Regions from separate parts of the Homo sapiens genome. Here region 2 is linked to region 1. Evidence: chromatin loops called from intact Hi-C (ENCODE). Cell type or tissue: IMR-90. All regions are shown on one strand. Links, peaks and the distances in the headings refer to the core of each region. The heading gives the core; the rest is flanking DNA. Region 1 overlaps DDX3X (DEAD-box helicase 3 X-linked). Region 2 overlaps CASK (calcium/calmodulin dependent serine protein kinase).

The links. Hi-C counts contacts between places; a loop is a spot of excess contacts. Peaks named below come from ENCODE experiments on the same cell type or tissue, not always from the same donor. Only the 100,000 strongest peaks of a DNase experiment are listed, where the experiment ranks them.
Region 2: a loop joins it to region 1, with 4 times the contacts of the local background. A loop is called at or near these places in 1 of 110 quality-filtered maps.

Annotation. Positions count from the first base shown.
Region 1 is chrX:41,349,321-41,358,571 of GRCh38, reverse strand. It overlaps DDX3X (DEAD-box helicase 3 X-linked), which reads right to left. Exons shown (of 17, transcript NM_001356.5): 17 at 8,298-9,251. Among named protein-coding and RNA genes, the nearest start is that of DDX3X, 20 kb to the right of the region's middle. In IMR-90, for the core only: no CTCF peak of the experiment used is centred there; no DNase peak of the experiment used is centred there.
Region 2 is chrX:41,524,014-41,533,264 of GRCh38, reverse strand. CASK (calcium/calmodulin dependent serine protein kinase) reads left to right here. Exons shown (of 27, transcript NM_001367721.1): 25 at 2,056-2,258; 26 at 9,231-9,251. Among named protein-coding and RNA genes, the nearest start is that of CASK-AS1, 11 kb to the right of the region's middle. In IMR-90, for the core only: no CTCF peak of the experiment used is centred there; a DNase peak (open chromatin) is centred at 6,214; H3K27me3 peaks cover 706 bases.

The DNA of each region.
Region 1 (9,251 bases), core at 1,250-9,249:
TCCTGGGACATTAAGGTAATTAAGTTGAATGCATGCTGAGAATTAATATTCAAGTAACTCCAAAGTACTCTCAAAATGATGAGTTTTAAGAAGATGAAACTGAAAAGGTAGAAAATTCCAAGTTTGGGATTAGCTGAATACTGCATTTTCTGCCCAGGCAGTTATTAACTTACTTAATTGACTATTAGAAAGCGTCGACCAGGCACGGTGGCTCACACCTGTAATCCCAGCACTTTGGGAGGCCGAGGCGGGCAGACCACGAGGTCGGGGGTTCGAGACCAGCCTGACCAACATGGAGAAACTCTGTCTCTACTAAAAAATACAAAATTAGCAGGGCATAGTGGCGCATGCCTGTAATCCCAGCTACTCAGGAGGCTGAGGCAGGAGAATTGCTTGAACCCAGGAGGTGGAGGTTGCGGTGAGCAGAGGTCACACCATTGCACTCCAGCCTGGGCAACAATAGCGAAACTCCATCTCAAAAAAAAAAAAAAAAAAAAAAAAAAAAAGAGTGTCTATCTCTGTCCCAGATAGGAAACCTTCCAAAAGGTGCTTACAGACTAAGAATGCTTACAGACTCATGCCTGCATGAGTTATGGTTGTCTTCATCAGGAGGGTTGGTCGGTCTCAAATACCTAAGGCTGCCATGACTACATGCTGGACTCCTGAATATTCCTGCATGCACTTTCTTCACAAAATATGGCATTTCATGGAGGCACTTGCTCCACAGAGGAGCATGATCCTAGGATGAACAAATAGGAGAATCCCATGTTAGGAAGTACTAGGTAATCTTTACTGTTGGTTGGATATTCCAAGTTCACAACATAAAAATAAATTTAGGCTGCACGCAGTGGCTCACGCCTGTAATCCCAGCACTTTGGGAGGCTGAGGTGGTAGGATCGCCTGAGCTCAGGCATTGGAGACTAGCCTGGGCAACATAGCAAGACCTTGTCTCTACTAAAAATAAAAATACAAAAATTAGCCAGGTGTGGTGGTGTGTGCCTGTAGTCCCAGCTATTCAGGAGGCTAATGCAGGAGGATTGCTTGAGCCCAGTGACAGAGCAAGACTGGACCCTGTCTCAAAAAAATAAAAATAAAAAAGTTTTGGACCCAACATAGTAAAGATGTCGATTCTCCTCAAAACTGATCTATAGGTTTAGCAGCATTACCATCAGAATCCCAGCAAGATTCTTTTGTAGATAGAAAAAAAGCTTATTCTAAAATTTATGTGGAAAGGCAAAGGAACTAGAAGAGCTAAATTACTTTTGCAAAACTATAATAAAGTGAGAGGAATCACTCCTACCCAACGTTAAGACTTATTATATAGATAAAAATAATTGAGGCCACACGCAGTGGCTCACGCTTGTAATCCCAGCAATTTGGGAAGCCGAGGTGGATAGATCACCTGAGGTCAGGGGTTCAAGACCAGCCTGGCCAACATGGTGAAAACCTGTCTCTACTAAAAATACAAAAATTATCTGGGTGTGGTGGCGCACACCTGTAATCCAAGCTACTTGGGAGGCTGAGGCAGGAGAATCGCTTGAACCCAGGAGGTACAGGTTGCAGTGAGCTGAGATCATGCCACTACACTCCAGCCTGGGTGACAGAGCAAGACTCCGTCTCAAAAAAAAAAAAAAAAAAAAAAGAATTAGTGTGATATTCTGCAGGAATGGTGGAAGGATAGGCATATAGATTAATGAAACGGAATTGTGAACCTAGAAATAGATTCACAAAAGGACAGCCAACTGATTTTTGACAAAGGTACAAAAGCAATTCAATGGAGAAAGAACATTCTTTTTGACGAATGATGCCGGCCGGGCACGGTGGCTCACGCCCGTAATCCCAACACTTTGAGAGGCCGAGGCGGGCAGATCACAAGGTGGGAGATCAAGACCACCCTGACCAACACGGTGAAACCCCATCTCTATTAAAATAAAATAAAATAAAAATTAGCCAGGTGTGGTGGTGTGCGCCTGTAGTCCCAGCTACTCAGGAGGCTGAGGCAGGGGAATCACTTCAACCCAGGAGGCAGAGGTTGCAGTGAGCCGAGATCGTACCACTGCACTCCAGCCTGGCAACAGAGTGAGACTCCGTCTCAAAAAAAAAAAAAAAAAAAAAAAGAAATACTGGCCAGGCGAGGTGGCTCATGCCTGTAACCCCAGCACTTTGGGAGGCCAAGGCAGGTGGATCACCTGAAGTCAGGAGTTTGAGACTAACTTGGTCAATATGGTGAAACCCCGTCTCTACTAAAAATACAAAAATTAGCCATTAGCCAGGCATGTTGGTGGGCACCTGTAATCCCAGATACTTGGGAGGCTGAGGCACGAGAATGGCTTGAACCTGGGAGGCGGAGGTTGCAGTGAGCCAAGATCACACCACTGCACTTCAGCCTGGGCAACAGAGTGAGACACTGTCTCAAAAAAAAAAAAAAAAAAAAGCTGACAAATTGGACTACATCAAACTTTTAAATGTTTAAGAACAATTAAAAGCATTTGCTCTGCAAAAGACCTTTTTAAGATGAAAAGACGACTTTGATTGAGAGAAAATATTTGCAAGCTGTCAAAAAGACTTGTACTTAGAATAAAGAACTCTCAAAACTCAACAGTAAAAAACTATCAATTTAAAAATGAGCAAAAGACACAGACATATATTTTACCAAAGAGGATACAGGGATGGCAAATAAGAACACGAAAAGATGTTCAACATCACCAGCCATTAGAGAAATGCAAATTAAGACAATAAGATACTACTTTACACCAATTAGAGCAGCCAAAATTTAAAAATAATGACATGCCTGGTGTGGTGGCTCATGCCTGTAATCCTAGCACTTTGAGAGTGCTGGGCTAGATGGGAGGATCACTTGAGCCCAGAAATTCAAGACTGGCCTGGGCAACATAGTGAGACCACATCTCAAAAAAAAAAAAAAAAAGAAAAAGAAAATTAGCCGAGCATGGTGGTACACACCCGTGGTCCCAATTACTCAGGAGGCTGAGGTGGGAGGATGGCTTGAGCTTGGGAGCTCAAGGCTGCAGTGAGCCATGATAGGGCCACTGCACTCCAGCCTGGGTGACAGAGTGGGACCCTGTCTCAAAAAATAATAATAGTAAGAATAATAACAATACCAAATGCTGGTGAGGATGCAGAGAAATTGGATCTGTCCTGCATTGCTGGTAGGAATGTAAAATGGTACAGCCACTCTGAAAAATGGTATGGCAGTGTTTTAAACTAACACATACTTAACACAGGAGCCAGCAATTGTACTCCTGGGCATTTATGCCACATAAATGAAAACTTATGTCTACACGAAAACCTGTATATAGGTTCATATGTAGCTGAATGTTCATGGCAGCTTTATTTGTAAGTCACAAACCGGAAACAAGACAAATATCCTTCAACGGCTGAACGGATAAACTACAGAATATCTATACTATTCAGCAATAAAAAAGAACAAACTGGCCGGGCACGGTGGCTCACACCTATAATCCCAGCACCTTAGGAGGCCGAGGCGGGCGGATCACCCGAGGTCAGGACTTCGAGACCAGCCTGGCCAACATGGTGAAACCCCGCCTCTACTAAAAATACAAAAATTAGCTGGGTGTGGTGTCATGCACCTGTAATCCCAGCTACTTGGGGAGAATTGCTTGAACCCTGGAGGTAGAGGTTGCAGTGAGCCGAGATCGCACCACTGCACTCCAGCCTGGGCAACAGAGTGAGACTCCATCTCAAAACAACAACAACAACAACAACAACAAAACTATTTACAACAACTTGGATTGATCAGAGACATTATACTGAGTCAAAATAACCTAGTCTCAAAAGGTCACATACTGCATTTATGTAACAATTTTAAAATTACATTTTAGAGATGTTAAACAGACAAGTAGTTGTCAGGGGTTGGGGACAGGTTAGGGAAGCAGGAAGGGGACAGATACGATTTAAAAAGAGGTAGCAAGCTGAGCACTGTGGCTCATGCATGTAATCCCAGCATTTTGGGAGGCTGAGGCAGGAGGATCACTTGAGGAGTTCAGTTCAAGACCAGCCTGGGCAACATAGTGGGATCCCATCTCTACAAATAATTTAAAAATTAGCTAGGTGTGGTGGCACACGCCTGTAGTCCCAGCTACTCAGGAGGCTGAGGTGGGAGGATTGCTTGAGCCTGGGAGGTCAAGGCTACTGCGAGCTATGGTCACACCAGCCTGCGCAACCCTGTCTCAAAAAAAAAAAAAAAAAGAGGTAGCACAAGGGAGATCATTGTGATGATGGAACTGTTCTGTGGAGGGGGTTACACAAATCTACACATATAAAACTGCACAGAACTACACACATGACTGCATACAAATGAGTAAAACTGGTGAAATTGGAACAGGGTGTGTGGATTGTACCAATGGCAATTTCCTGGTTTTGTACTGCAGTATGCCAGATGTTACCATTGGGGGAAACTGCGTGAAGGATACAGTGGAACCTCTCTTGTTTTTGCAACTTCCTGTGAATCTATACAGTTTTATTAGAAAATACATTTTAACCGTATAAAATCTGCTCAGGAAAGGATAAAGCAGCAGAAAATCTTTATAATTTCAACCAGTAGCAAAAACTATTAATATTTTAGCAGGTTTCCTTCTGGTCTTCTATGTATTTTCAAAATACTTAAGATCATTCTGCACACTGAGATGTAACCTACTTTTTTCTCTACCCACTGGAACAAGTTATTTTCTCTATGTCACTAGTAATTGTCAATGGCAGCTTTATTGTGTGTGTGTGTGTGTGTGTGTATGCGTGTGTATAGAGAGAGAGATTTTTTTTTTTTGAGATGGAACCTCACTCTGTTGCCCACAGTGGAGTACAGTGGCACAAACTTGGCTCACTACAACCTCCACCTCCCAGGTTCAAGTGATTCTCCTGCCTCAGCTTCCCAAGTAGCTGAGACTATAAGCGCTTGCCACCACGCCCAGCTAATTTTTTTTTTTTTTTTAGTAGAGACGGAGTTTCACCATGTTGGCCAGGCTGGTCTTGAACTCCACCCACCTCCCAAAGTGCTGGGATCACAGGTGTGAGCCACTGTGCCGGGCCAGCACCTTAATATTCTGAATACAATATATATATATTTTTTGAGATGGAGTCTTGCTCTATCACCCAGGCTGGAGTGCAGTGGCACAATCTCAGCTCACTGCAAGCTCTGCCTCCTGGGCTGACACCATTCTCCTGCCTCAGCCTCCTAAGTAGCTGGGACTACAGGTGCCTGCCACCTTGCCCGGCTAATTTTTTTTTTTTTTTTTTTTTGTATTTTTAGTAGAGACAGGGTTTCACCGTGTTAGCCAGGATGGTCTCGATCTCCTGACCTCGTGATCTGCCTGCCTCGGCCTCCCAAAGTGCTGGGATTACAGGCGTGAGCCACTGCGCCCAGCCCAATATTTTAAAACATTAGTTTAGCTCCAATTCTAGTTAGAAGGAACATGGTGAGCAAAAACTAAGGCAAAGGCAGAAGAAAGCACAGGATTTGCATAGACAGTAGCATGACATTCAGCTACAGGATAAGGTCTGGGAGGCAAGTTAAAGCTGCAATGGTAGATTAGAACCACGCCATAGGGGCCACGTAATAGAATGCCATTACTTTGTTTGCAATATCTGTTTTAATTTGGAATACAGAGATGCTTCCACAATGAAGAACCAGAAGCATGATCATGGCAATGCTAAGTCTGAAACAAATGACAAAAAGAAGGGGAGTGAACAGTGGACTCCACACCTAAGCCTGCTGTATCAGAATTGCCTGGGGAGCTTTAGGAATAAAAACACAAGCAAAAACCAAAACCAAAACCACAGATTTCTGAGAGAACCTCAGAGGTGGAGGATCCTGTTAGGAGAGTTGCCCTAGAATCATTTCCCAGGTACTTTCTGTTGCAACACCAAGTTGGAGAAACACAAAAGGAAAATGGCTAGGTTCCAAGAAAGGAAAGACTAATCTAAATTAATCACTACATCTCCCAGTGCCAATACTCAAGCAGACACCAAATCAGGTTTTGATTGCACCCTAAGTCAACCCTCGCCTTGCACTGAAAGATCCCATCAGGTGATTGAGGTCTGGAGAAGAGGTTCAGGGACCATTCTGCATACCACTAATGTTGACTGTTAGGTAAATGAGATGGGCTGTTGGGAATAGAATGAGTGGAAAAGGAAGTGAATGGAGGATCTCCAGCGAAAGATAGGAGGTACTTCTCTCGAAAAATGAAACATCTTCAATGTAACAAGGAAGACAGTAAATATCCAATAAACCATGATTGTATCTGCTTCACACAGTAAAATAAGGACTAAAACTGGATATACATCTACAGAAAGCCTTAGAATATAGATATGTCACAGTACTGATAGGCCTACCTAATGACCCTTTGAAGAGGGGGGAGGAAATTGGGGATGTGGCTGTTCACCTAGAGGAGATAGTATCTCATTTTATGTATATATTTAGTTTATCCATTTGTCAGTTGAGGGACATTTTTGTTTCCACTTTTTGGTTACGATGAATAATGCTACAAAACATTCACATACTTAGCATTTTCATTTCTCCTGGGTAGAATCCTCCTAGGAGTGGAATTGCTGACTTTATCTTGTTTTGAGACACCTATTTCCTGCTCTTAAATCGTATTGGTCCGTTTTGTTTTCTCCCATAATAAACATCTTTCCAAGTCACAAAATATCCTTTCATAATATAATTAAACAGTGCTTTGTCAAAAAAAAGTCCTTTCTCAGAATTATCCTAAAAACCCAGTCAAGTGTATGTAGAGAAAACTAAGAGGAAAAAAAAAATGAAGAAATTGAAGAGTAGTCATTATAGAGGACAGCCACATTAGAAACAATGACACTAAACATGCTGAAAAATAGATCATAAACTGAAATGAGGACATGAAGCAAAGCAGGTTTAAATATACTCAGAATTGTATTAAAAATAGAATGGAACACAAGAAAGCAAAACCCAAAGATAGTCTTATAACTTTCAATGCCCTGTACCTACAATAAGTAGGTATCTCTGCATTGTGGGAGTAGTGAGGCCCTATCAACAAAGTCACTGTGCTCTAAAGAGCAAGCCTGTGGCCACTCAAGCAGGTCACGTAGAGCATAGGAGCAAAGGAAACATTTTAAGCATGAAGGTTAGACACAGCTCCTATAAAGCCATTTTAAAAATCTTGAAATTCAGCCAAGAATCCAGGAAACACATCAACAGTGCCCAAGAGTGACAACTGCATTTAAGTGTAATTAAAATTAAACCACATTAATGTAGTATGTAAACATACTAAATTTATGTCACCATAATCCTAACCATGCTAGACTAGAAATAACCTCAAATTTTGGCAGTTCCTCCAGAGCAGATTGTCATGTTCACTCATCATTCACATAAAGTGGAAACTGAACTCTCCTTAGCATCGTTTCACTCCATGAGTCACTTTCAGCCATTGACTATCCAATCTAGCAATCCCAAACCTTTCCATGCTTATTTTGACTAAATCGAGACTCAAGTACCATCATCTTTTCTATCTTCAAAATACATATGGCCATGTGTCAAAATTCTGCCCTAAAAACTTATGCTTATTTTGAGTTCATGACTGGAAAGATTATCCAGAACCATACTTCCTTACAATGCAAAAAATTCTTAATCATACTGCAAACCTTCAACTTACTGAAACAAAAGCTGAATACGTATTTGTTAGATTGAAACGTATCAAACCGCTAGTATGGCTCAATCTAACCAAGCACCTATACACTTGTGGTAGCAGCCTATTGCAGCAGTGTGTACAGTAAGCATAGATGTCTTATTACCTGTTTTCAGAGATAAGGTCTTGCTATACGTTGCCCAGGCTGGACTTGAACTCGTGGGCTCAAGCAATCTTCCTGCCCCTCAGCTTCCAAGTAAACTAGCACTATAGGACTATGTAATCATCACACCTGGCCCAAATAGTCTTGATTCCTTCCCTAAGTATATACTTACCATCACTTGTTGGACTACTGACACACTTGACTTTTATCCTGCTCATTCTTCCACTGTTCAACCATCCTTCATAATAGATACTTCAAAGAACAAAGAGACTCCCACCCATGTCAAATTGTTCAAAGTATAAGCCAATTTCTAATACATGCTGTATTATCAGTAAGGGCCTTTTAGATTTCCGTCTATTACAAAAATCCTGTTTCACTGTATTTCAAACTAATACTATCTTCATCTTTCATTGCAAATACTTATGGTATGAGTCATTCTGTATCCAAGAGGCATCTCAAAAAATAGCACTGGATGACAAGCAAAAAATAACATTTTACAATTTTTCAGGCAAGAGCACTTTATTTACACCTCTGAAAATAAACCACAATTGACAACAACAAAGGAGACTGTGCAGTTCAACTTTTTATTTTAATAAAATCAGAATATGCACAGCACATGCAGTGCTAGCATCTAAACTAATACAATAAGCAATTACTAAAGCTACAGTGACTTGAGGTTCAATCTTTACATTCAGCAAGTTTAAATCCTTACATGATTTTTGAAACCTTATTAACTGAAAATATTGCTTGCTGATAAAACTTGCTCAAATGCTATTGCTGAATGTACAAGTCACTGATTATGCCAATACAACAAAGATAACCACATGTTTGAGGATTGCAATGTGCCAGACATTCACTGAAAAAAAAAAAAAAACACACAACTAAACAAAATCCACACAACAAACATCTGAGAATCTGGACACTTCACATCAGTGTTTTGAAGTGTTTCATTAATATCTTAAGACAAGTGTATCAAAACCTTGGCATGATTTAATTTCAAGTCGCCAATTTTGTTTTTACTAACATCAGAAAGTTATGGCTACACTGCCAACGCCGGGTCTGCTTAATTTGACTTAAGAGTTTAATATGACTTAAACATTAAAAGCTCACACTACCCCGAAATATATAATTTCACGCATACGGTGACATTCAACATTCAAGTGCCAGTGTTTTTGTACTGTCTTTTGGTCAAGTTTCTTTAAACTTTCAAAGAATCACTTTTAGGCTTACAAAAATAAATATTTGTCAAAATGTTCAATAAATATTACATAAAACTAGCAGCAAAAAGTATCTAGAAATCTGTCGTGTGCAAATAGTTTTCTTCCCAACTATCATTCCCATGGTCCCAAATAAATTTTAGAATCTAGTCCCATCCCCTTCCTAGACAAGCTGCGTTCAACAATCTCCAAGAGACAAAGTAAGATTGGAAGTTTAAGGACACGCACACAAGACAT
Region 2 (9,251 bases), core at 1,252-9,251, 170 kb before region 1:
TGGCCAGTTAACTAGTTTGGTTTTAAAACTTACCTTTGATGATGTCAATCATGACTAGTCTTTGAAATATTTGACCCTGTATGTGTATATAACATATATCTAACTACTGAGATGACTGAAGATAGTACAACATCAATATGTTATGTAAGTTCTTGGCTGGGCGCGGTGGCTCACACCTATAATCCCAGCACTTTGGGAGGCCGAGATGGGTGGATCACATGAGACCAGGAGTTTGAGACCAGCCTGGCCAATGTGGTGAAACCCCATCTCTACTAAAAATACAAAAGTTAGCCGGGCATGGTGGCACACACCTGTAGTCCCAGCTATTAGGGTGGCTGAGGCATGAAAATCGCTTGGAACCCGGGAGCTGGAAGTTGCAGTGAGCTGAGATCTTGCTACTGCACTCCAGCCTGGGCAACAGAGTGAGACCCTGTCTCAATAAATAAATAAATAGTAACGCCGGTTCTTCAGCTTTTGATGTGCCTAGAGAAAGGGCTTCTCTTAAAATGTCCACATTTTGATGACCACGAGCACTTTATGTTCTAACAAACAGGCTAGCAGGAAAGGGGGATTCCCCATTAGTTTAGGCTCATGTATACAGAAGAGAGTAGCATAAATTTGTTCTTTCTCAAAGAAAGAAGGAAGCAAAGAAATTGAGAGAGAGAGGGAAAAAAAGGGAAGGAAGGGAGAAAAGAAAGGGGGGTAGGGAGAGAGAATATTAAAACCAGTGTTCCTGGCTCATCTAGAAAAACATTTCCTAAAGTGTGTTTTGCAGGATACTGGTCCTATTAGTATCCACAGAACTAGAGCTTATTGGCATATACTTCAGTTACACTCACTTAGGTGAGGGGTGGGCAAGCCTTTTCTGTAAAGGACCAGATAGTACACATTTGAGGCTTTAAGGCCATACAGTCTATCACAAGCACTTAGCTCTGCTGTTGTCTCATGAAAACAACCATAGGCAATATGTAAACAAAAGCACATGGCTGTGTTCCAGTAAAACTTTGTTTACAAAAACAGACAGTAGGTGGCCAGGTGCAGTGGCTCACACCTGTAATCCCAGCACTTTGGGAGACTGAGGCGGGCAGATCACCTGAGGTCAGGAGTTTGAGACCAGTCTGGCCAACATGGTGAAACCCCGTCTCTGTTGGAAATACAAAAAATAGCTGGGCATGGTGGTACACGCCTATAATCCCAGCTGCTCAGGAGGCTGAGGGCACAAGAATCTCTTGAACCCAGGAGGTGGAAGTTGCAGTGAGCTGAGATCGCACCACTGCACTCCAGCCTGGGCTACAGAGTGGGACTCTGTCTCCAAAATAAAAAAATAAAAATAAAAAAAGACAGTAGACCATGTTTGGCCCATAAGCCAGTTTGTCACCTCCTGATTTAGGTCTTCCATAATAATTATGGGTATGTCTGGCCACAGTCATTGTGTTTTCAGTGTAACGTGTCTTTTGCTGTATCCTAACATTCTCCTTTTGCAAGATGTTATAGAACATCACTTTTCAATAGAACTTTCTGTGACAATGACAGTACTTGATGTCTGTGCAGTCCAGTACAGTGGCCACTAACCATACGTGGTTATTGAATCCTTGAAATGCCACTAGTGAGACTGAGAAACTAAAATTTGAATTTTATTTAATTTTGGCTTATTTAAATTTAACCATATGCAGTTTTCCATTTTTTTATTCTCCTTTTTTCCTTCTACACAAGACCCAACTGCATTAAGGCATACAGTGAGTTATATTAATCTTGGGTCATTTCACGTCTTCCTCCTGTGGTGGTTCATGAAGGGATAAAATACATCTCACCTGAACACTGAAAGTTTCACCAAACCAGACAATTCACTGGCTACTATGGTGTGATGCACACAGATAAATATGGTTTCTAGAATTTAGTTCTGCAAAGCCACTGGGGGTGAGAACAGGGGATATGAGATATACGCTAAAGAATCCACAGCTTTTAGGAAGAGACTGGGTTTGAGTAAATCTGTTGGGAGTGTAGTAAGCTCATCAGCTCAGCCTTTTAAACCTCTTGTGCCATGCGACTTTGCAGATACAACCAGACCTCCAAAGAAAGACGAAGAAAATGGAAAGAATTATTACTTTGTATCTCATGACCAAATGATGCAAGACATCTCTAATAACGAGTACTTGGAGTACGGCAGCCACGAGGATGCGATGTATGGGACAAAACTGGAGACCATCCGGAAGATCCACGAGCAGGGGCTGATTGCAATACTGGACGTGGAGCCTCAGGTAATGCCCAGCCTCCCCGAATGTCTGACATCCTGCCTGCATGCCAATAAGCACAGATTCTGAAATCAAAAATGCCATCAGAAAGTCACAGGTCACATAATAATTTCATAAACCACAGAAAAGTATCAGTAATGGAGGCGTTGGGGGTTCACAGTCTAGAATGCCAGCTGACTAATCGTTGGACTCAGTGCACACACCATGTATTTAAGAAGCAGAGATTATTCTCTTAAGAGGTTTATTATATGCAGAAGCTCAGTAAGGTTCCTGATTGTGTCTACGCCTGCCAGAAATCCTACGATCATCTGACCTCAGGATGAGGCTCTGGCACTTTGTTATCACAACAGCCACCTTCCCTCTCTGGGTACAGCTCACGCTGGACCATCAGAGCCTCTACCAGCACATTATGTTAATCTCCAGTGAGAAACTGATCCTGGGGCCTGGGTCTGAAACACAGCACTAGCTTTATGAAAGCAAGCATGAGTGAGCCCAGATGTCAGAGACAGCAGGGATGGAAACCCATGGTGGCTCTCAGCCTCTGCCATTTCCTTACCTGAGCACAATGCCTGACCCTGAGCAAAAACTAGGAGAGAGATAAAGACTTGGAAGAGGACTCAAAAGAGAGCCAGACACAGAGATGATGAAATGGTTTCTAGATATGTCTTGCAGTAGGAATTATTAAACTTGAAAAAGAGAAAGCTGAAGGCTTTACATCAAAAATGCTGACAAGCTGTTTTTTCATCTCTGAGTACAAACCAAGTAGATATGGGAGGCAAAGTATAGTAGGAAGGATTTGGGAGTTGTAGACATCAAGGTGGGTTATAGGAGAGGCTTGTGGGTGCCATGTGACTCCTGGGTCTGCCATTTCTAGGACTGATCTGTACCAAATCTCCTTTAACCCTTAGAAATAGAACCAGTATGCTACCTGCTGAAATAGTAGACCAGCTTCCCTCAAGCAGGCTGTGTTTCATCAGGAGGCTTACCTGGCTATCTTAGGCAGGGCGAATCCCTGTTCAAGGGCCACTGTATGAGACTTGGTCCCCTAACCATCCCTAAAGCAAGGACAGAACCTATATAGCCAGAGTCTGTGTGACCTGGGACCTGACAGCTCAGTTTCTGGGCTCCAGGATCCTAATTCGTGGCCAGTGGGTTCACCCATTTCCGTTTACAACACCTGATGGGGTTCTTGAACTTGGAACTTTGGAAACCACAAAAGGATCTGTTCAAGGGGCTAGGGAGGAAAGCAGCAGTAGGGTGAACACTGCCGTTTACTTAACAATTAACTTGGACCTATATAGAACTAAATATATGATGTGTACCACAGATTGATTTTTGTTTAACTACTAATCCCTCCTTACTAGGGATTGGAAAAATCTTCTGGCCAGGGGTGGCTAGAGGCAAAGTCTCAATCCTGGTCCTGGTCTTCGACATCCTCTCCTTGGGTTCCACACTGGTCTTCACCTGAACGTCGTTTTCTGCTGGTAGTAATGTCTCTAGCAGTATGCTGGCTGCAGGGCTCCTCAGACTCCCTCTGCATTACCTAAGTCCACTTTCGAGGGCTTTCTGCCTTACCTGCCTCCGCTGCTGCCGCCGCCACCGCCACTGCTGCTGCTGCCGCTGCTGCTGCTGCTCCACCCATAGCGTCCAGCTCTCCCTTTCTCCTTGCCCTTGCACAGCCATGCATTGCTCTGCACTGCTGAGTGGGAGACACTTCTCTCAGCCTCCTCAGGACACCCACAGCAGTTACTTTTACCCATTGCACTTGGCCCCAAAGCACCTCCTCACCCCGGCTGGGCACTCTCCTCTGCTCCCCTGAGTGCTGGATGAGCTCACCTGCACTCTTCTCTCCTGCTTCCTGGGTCCCTGCCTCTCAGAACTGTGATCTCTCAGATCCACCTAGCCCTGAGGGCCGGCCATAGGCATCCTGGCTGCCTGAGTCTCTTTGGGCCAGCGGCCCTGGGGATAGGGATTGCCCAGGTCCTGCTCCTCCTGTTGGTCTGGTTGACTACACTGGTCCCAGGCCCTCCTGCGCAGGCCAGCCTCATGCCAGTCCTGGTCTCACAATGACCATTGCATACCACAGTACAGCTGAGAATGCCCGCAGTCTGCACCGACTGGGCTTCACTCTCGGGCTTCTCTGCCCTCAGCCCAGTCTCTCCTCAGCTGGACAAGGCCTTCATCCTGCCTTCAGGATACCCGTGACCATGAACAACTTGCTTTCAGGCAGAGCCTCACTGCTCCAGGGAGGCTCTCTCCTTAGGACATTTTTCTCCATCCCCCTTTCCCACTCCAGCTTCTTAGATGACCCCTCTACTGTATCTTACAGACAATTTAATCCAACAAACTTGTATTAAGCCCTTATTATATGTCAAGCACAGGGTCAGGAGCTAAGAATACAATTCAGAAGACAAGATGGTGAGGATGAAATTCCTTCCTCATTGTACATCCAAAACTGTCCATAACAGAAGGGCCTTGTGGCATTTTTTAGAATCCTCTCACTTCTGCCAAACTACATGTGGACCATAGGAAAACCACCTAACACATGTCCAGCTCTTTTAGTACAGGTCTAATACTTTATGCCATCTTATTTCAGACAACTGAGGCCCAATTGAGCACGTCTAATAATACTATATGATAAGATGTTGTGGTCCAACTTTAAAGCTAGAGGATGATGGTAAAGACATTAAACTAGAAAGAAATTAATAACCTAGCTTCTCATAAAATAGTAATAGATTATGTTCTTATAGTGCTGTATATTTTGCCAGGCGTTATGACTCCTTACCTAATCCTTGTAACCCTATGAGCTGGAGATCAGTATCTAGTTTTGTAGATGGAGAAACCAAGGCTTAACATAATTGTGACTCGATTAAGGCTTTACAGCCAATTGAAAGTGAGGTGTGAAGTTGAACTGTGTTGATTTTTAAATTTTTATTCTTTTACAGTAAATCCCCACTTCCTTTCACTGTACCACCCTAGAAGAGGTAACCCTGGGAATCCTTAAGATGGTTCACCTTATCCATAGTAGTACAATGTAAAGCCTCATTTTTTCTTAACATTCAGAAAAATCTGTAATTCAGTCAAACCTAAGAAAAGCTGTAGAATTTATTTCTCATGAAAATAAAGCTATGGCTCAGAAAATAATCTGTGCCCCTAAAGCTGAAACTGTAATAGCCCCAGTGTGTAATCAGAGCTTAATGTGATGGTTTTAGATTTTAACTTTATTCTGATGTATCCATTTGTAGCATGAAAAAGTTAATAGTAGCAGAATATTTGTAGTTTTGCTTTTGCCCACAGCGGAAGAGGTCATCATCAAGAGGCAGCATACAGTCTTGTTAGGAATCCATACTTTAAAACAAGAGCCAGGTTCTGAACCAGAGACTATTTTGTGAAATCAGTTATCTCTCTTGAGATGGGTTCTGGGGTCACTGCACTCTTCCTAAACCCTTAGATTTTTGTACAAAATGACTCAGATGCTTGCCTCTGTGTGCCTTTTAAGTTTGCAAACCAGAATAGATATCTGCCTCTTATACACTTGGGTCAAATGAGTTTCTATTCCTTGAGGATAATAACCTGAGATTAATTATTGGCCATAGCCAAGCCATAGAATCAATTTATCTCCACAAATGTTAGATTAATGTTACTTTGACTATCTGAATCTAGCATGCTTTCAGTGATCTTTCTAGAGCGTGCTCTTTCTCTCCCTGTCCATATCTGTCCCTGTTTCTCTCTCTCTCTCTACACACACACACACTCTCTCTCTCTCTCTGTCTCTCTCTCTGCCTCTCCCCCTCTCTCTCACTCTCTGTCTCTCTCTCTGTCCCCGTCTCTCTCTCCGAATCCCAGAGAGATTCGGAGAGAAATATTTGCCCATGAACATTAAAAAATGTGTGCCTCATCCTGAGTCAGAAAGGAAGAGGGTTTAGAGTTCATCTTTAAGTCACCTATTAACTGCCTGAGAGAGGGGAATCCTTGTGAGCAATTCCATTTCCTGTCCCTGAAGTAACTCTGAACCTCAGCCAGGCTACCACAGCACCAAAAGTGGCACCCACTTGAGACCCGTAAGTAGTGCAGAGTATGGCCCAAAGACCTTCAAGAACAAGCGAGGAAATGTGTGGTGAGTCTGCTGAAAATATGAGGCTGACTAGACAGGAAAATCTCAATCAGGATTTGAGGCATCTTAGAATTTTTGAAAGTACAATAATAAAGTATAGAAATAGAAAAAGCTACAAAAAGGAGGAGAAAGCAAATATGCTAACCACAGGGCTACTTTAGTTACTGTGATAAACATTAAATTTGGCTCTGAACTTCCTGACAACCAGGGCAAAAAAAAGGAAATCAAGGAATATAACCTGATTCGTAGACATAAGAGGCATTTGGCAATGTGAGGAACATGGCCACCATTGATGGTTTTATGCAGTGAGTGCAGTCTATGGATATAGACCAAGGGTGTGAATGCAGTGCAGAGATGGGCAATCTGCAGGAAGCTAAACTAATGTTCCAAGCAGTTTGTTTTCTGCTGTTGTAATGTGATAGCTGGAATGGAAAACATGATAAGGACTGGGTAGCTGGCAGGCTGGGCCACTGAGTGCAGAAAAAAACCATTTCATGCCCAGGGTGTCATTCTCTACTTCATCTGTGGGTTCCGTTCAGCATCCAGGCTGGGTGGACTTCCATCTAGCACTTAGAGTAGCTTTGGGGATAGAAGCAAATAGGATTCTTTCCCATCTCAGTTGCCCAGAAGCAGGCTATGGGATGGGTATATGTGTGTGACCGGGAGTAGGGGTGATGAGAAAACCTTGTCTCAGCTGACCCTGTATTCACCTGATCTATGAGCATAGGAAGGAAGGAAAAAAGGCCTAAGATAATACTGACATAAAGGATATTTCTAAGTGAAGATCCCTGTTAGCTTGCTTGAGCTATATATGGACTTTGTCATAATGTTTGTTCCTGGCTTAAGTCTTCAGCCACAAAAGGATTGGCAAAGAAATTGCCAGTTACCTCTTTCAAAAATTAACATATGCAAGCTTAAAGAGCTTTCTTACCAGAAGAATCAGAGCCTAGGACTTTAAGAGTTAAAAAACTTTGATGGATAAATACAATGTACCAGTCTCCCTCAACCCACAAGAAGATGCTGTGTGACTAAAATTCAGAAATATAATCCTAGTGAAAGCCAACCTTGCACTAAAAAAAGAAAGAACCTTTCATGTCAAATTTGTCTCTTACATGCCTGTATACACAAAGAGGCTAAGAGAGTCCCTTCAGCCAAGAGAGTAGAGTGCTCTGTAGATGAACCTGCCTTAAAAGACAAGATAAATTCTGTGCAAATTATATCTACTATTTTTACATTTTAATTTTTTCATAAGGGCAGTTTATGCTGGGTGCCATATTGGGCATGAGTGAGATAGCTGAACAAGACACAGTCCCTCCCTTCAAGGAGGGTACCCGCTAGTCCCTGGGGTCTTGGGTTTCCCACGTGATGGGTACTTCAGGAGCACATGGGAGGGTCTCAGAGCTCACAAAGGACTTCCCAAAGAAAAGAGCATCAGTACTGAGTTCTGAAGGATTACTCAGCCAAGCAAAAGAGTGAGTGGGGAAGGGGAAGAGAGGATGGGAGGTTCAGGCAGAGGGAGTAGTAAATCAAAAGGCCAGGAAGCCAGAGAGAGTCTGGCCCTTTCTGGAACTGAAAGTAGTTCAGGAAGGCTGGTCCATGGAGCCAAAGGAGCAGAGAGAAAGGCTGAAGAGGTTAAGCATAGGCATGCTTGTGAGGGAGAGAGGTGACATTCATGCTGAGGAGTATACATTTTATCCTGAGGCCAAGAGGGAACTGTTGAATTCTGAGCAGGGGAGCCATGGGTTTTGAATTTCAGAAAGATCATTCCAGTAGCAGGGTAGAGTATGGATTGGAAAGCAGCAAAACCAGAGGCAGGGCAACCAGTCTAATTACTATTACAATAAGCTGGGCAAAAGATGGAGCAATAGGAATAGCGTGAAGCAAGCAAATTTAAAGACCATTTAGAGAGCAAAATATGTGGGGAGCAGGATAGTTAAATTCTTGTGTAAGTGACAGCAAGATATTTACCCCAGCGCATATGAATTAATCACATGTCAGTCACTTGTGAATTGGGTACCTGTATGTGTTGGGTTTTGTTCCTTGGAAGGGAGTTTGTAACCTCCAAGATAATCATATCCTCCTGGGGAGGAGCTGAAACAGTAATCCCTTAGCAGAATCAACTCCCACAGCGTCTGACTGCAGCGTTGCAGTATATCTATCCAAACTAGTAGCTGGCATTTAGAGGTTTTCAATGCCTTAGAAGGGAACTGAAAGGGATCTCAGAGGCCCTTCTGTCTTGAGTGCAGCATTTTCTCATGGGCCTATACATTGCCCACAGCCACACAGTGTCTTTAGCGACAGGACTAAGACACAAAGTCTAGGGCTCCTAACTCCAGCCCTGGGCAAGGTTCCCCCTTCCCCAGGAGTCCCAGGGGGCTTTTCTGCAGAGCAACACACAGTTACAGTGGACAGATTTGCTAGCAATCCTTGGCTAGCAATTTGAAATTTGAAATGTGAGGGAGTGGCCTCCAGATTAGTGGTAAAACCAGCCGGCAGGTCCAAGTCTCCCCTTAAATGCATTTCCTGTTGATTAAAATTCAGGCTAAAACTAATAGCCAGGTTTAAATGAACATTAACCAACATAATCAGTGTTAACTTTTATGAAGAAAAATAGATTGATTCATGAGTCATAAGAAAAATGTCCAGTTTGCCAACTTTTATTTTCTGATGGCTATTGTCCATCCTTTAGAAAAAAAGTAATATAAGTTATGTATAAAGTTGGTAAATTTAATAATACCTTGCCAAAAATTTGAGCCAAGAGCTTGGAATTTTCAGTTGTATAAAAATTTTTATAGACTCATTTGAAAGTTACATTAGTTATTTCTTCTTTTAAGTCGGGATTTTTTTTTTTTTTCTTAACACAGGCACTGAAGGTCCTGAGAACT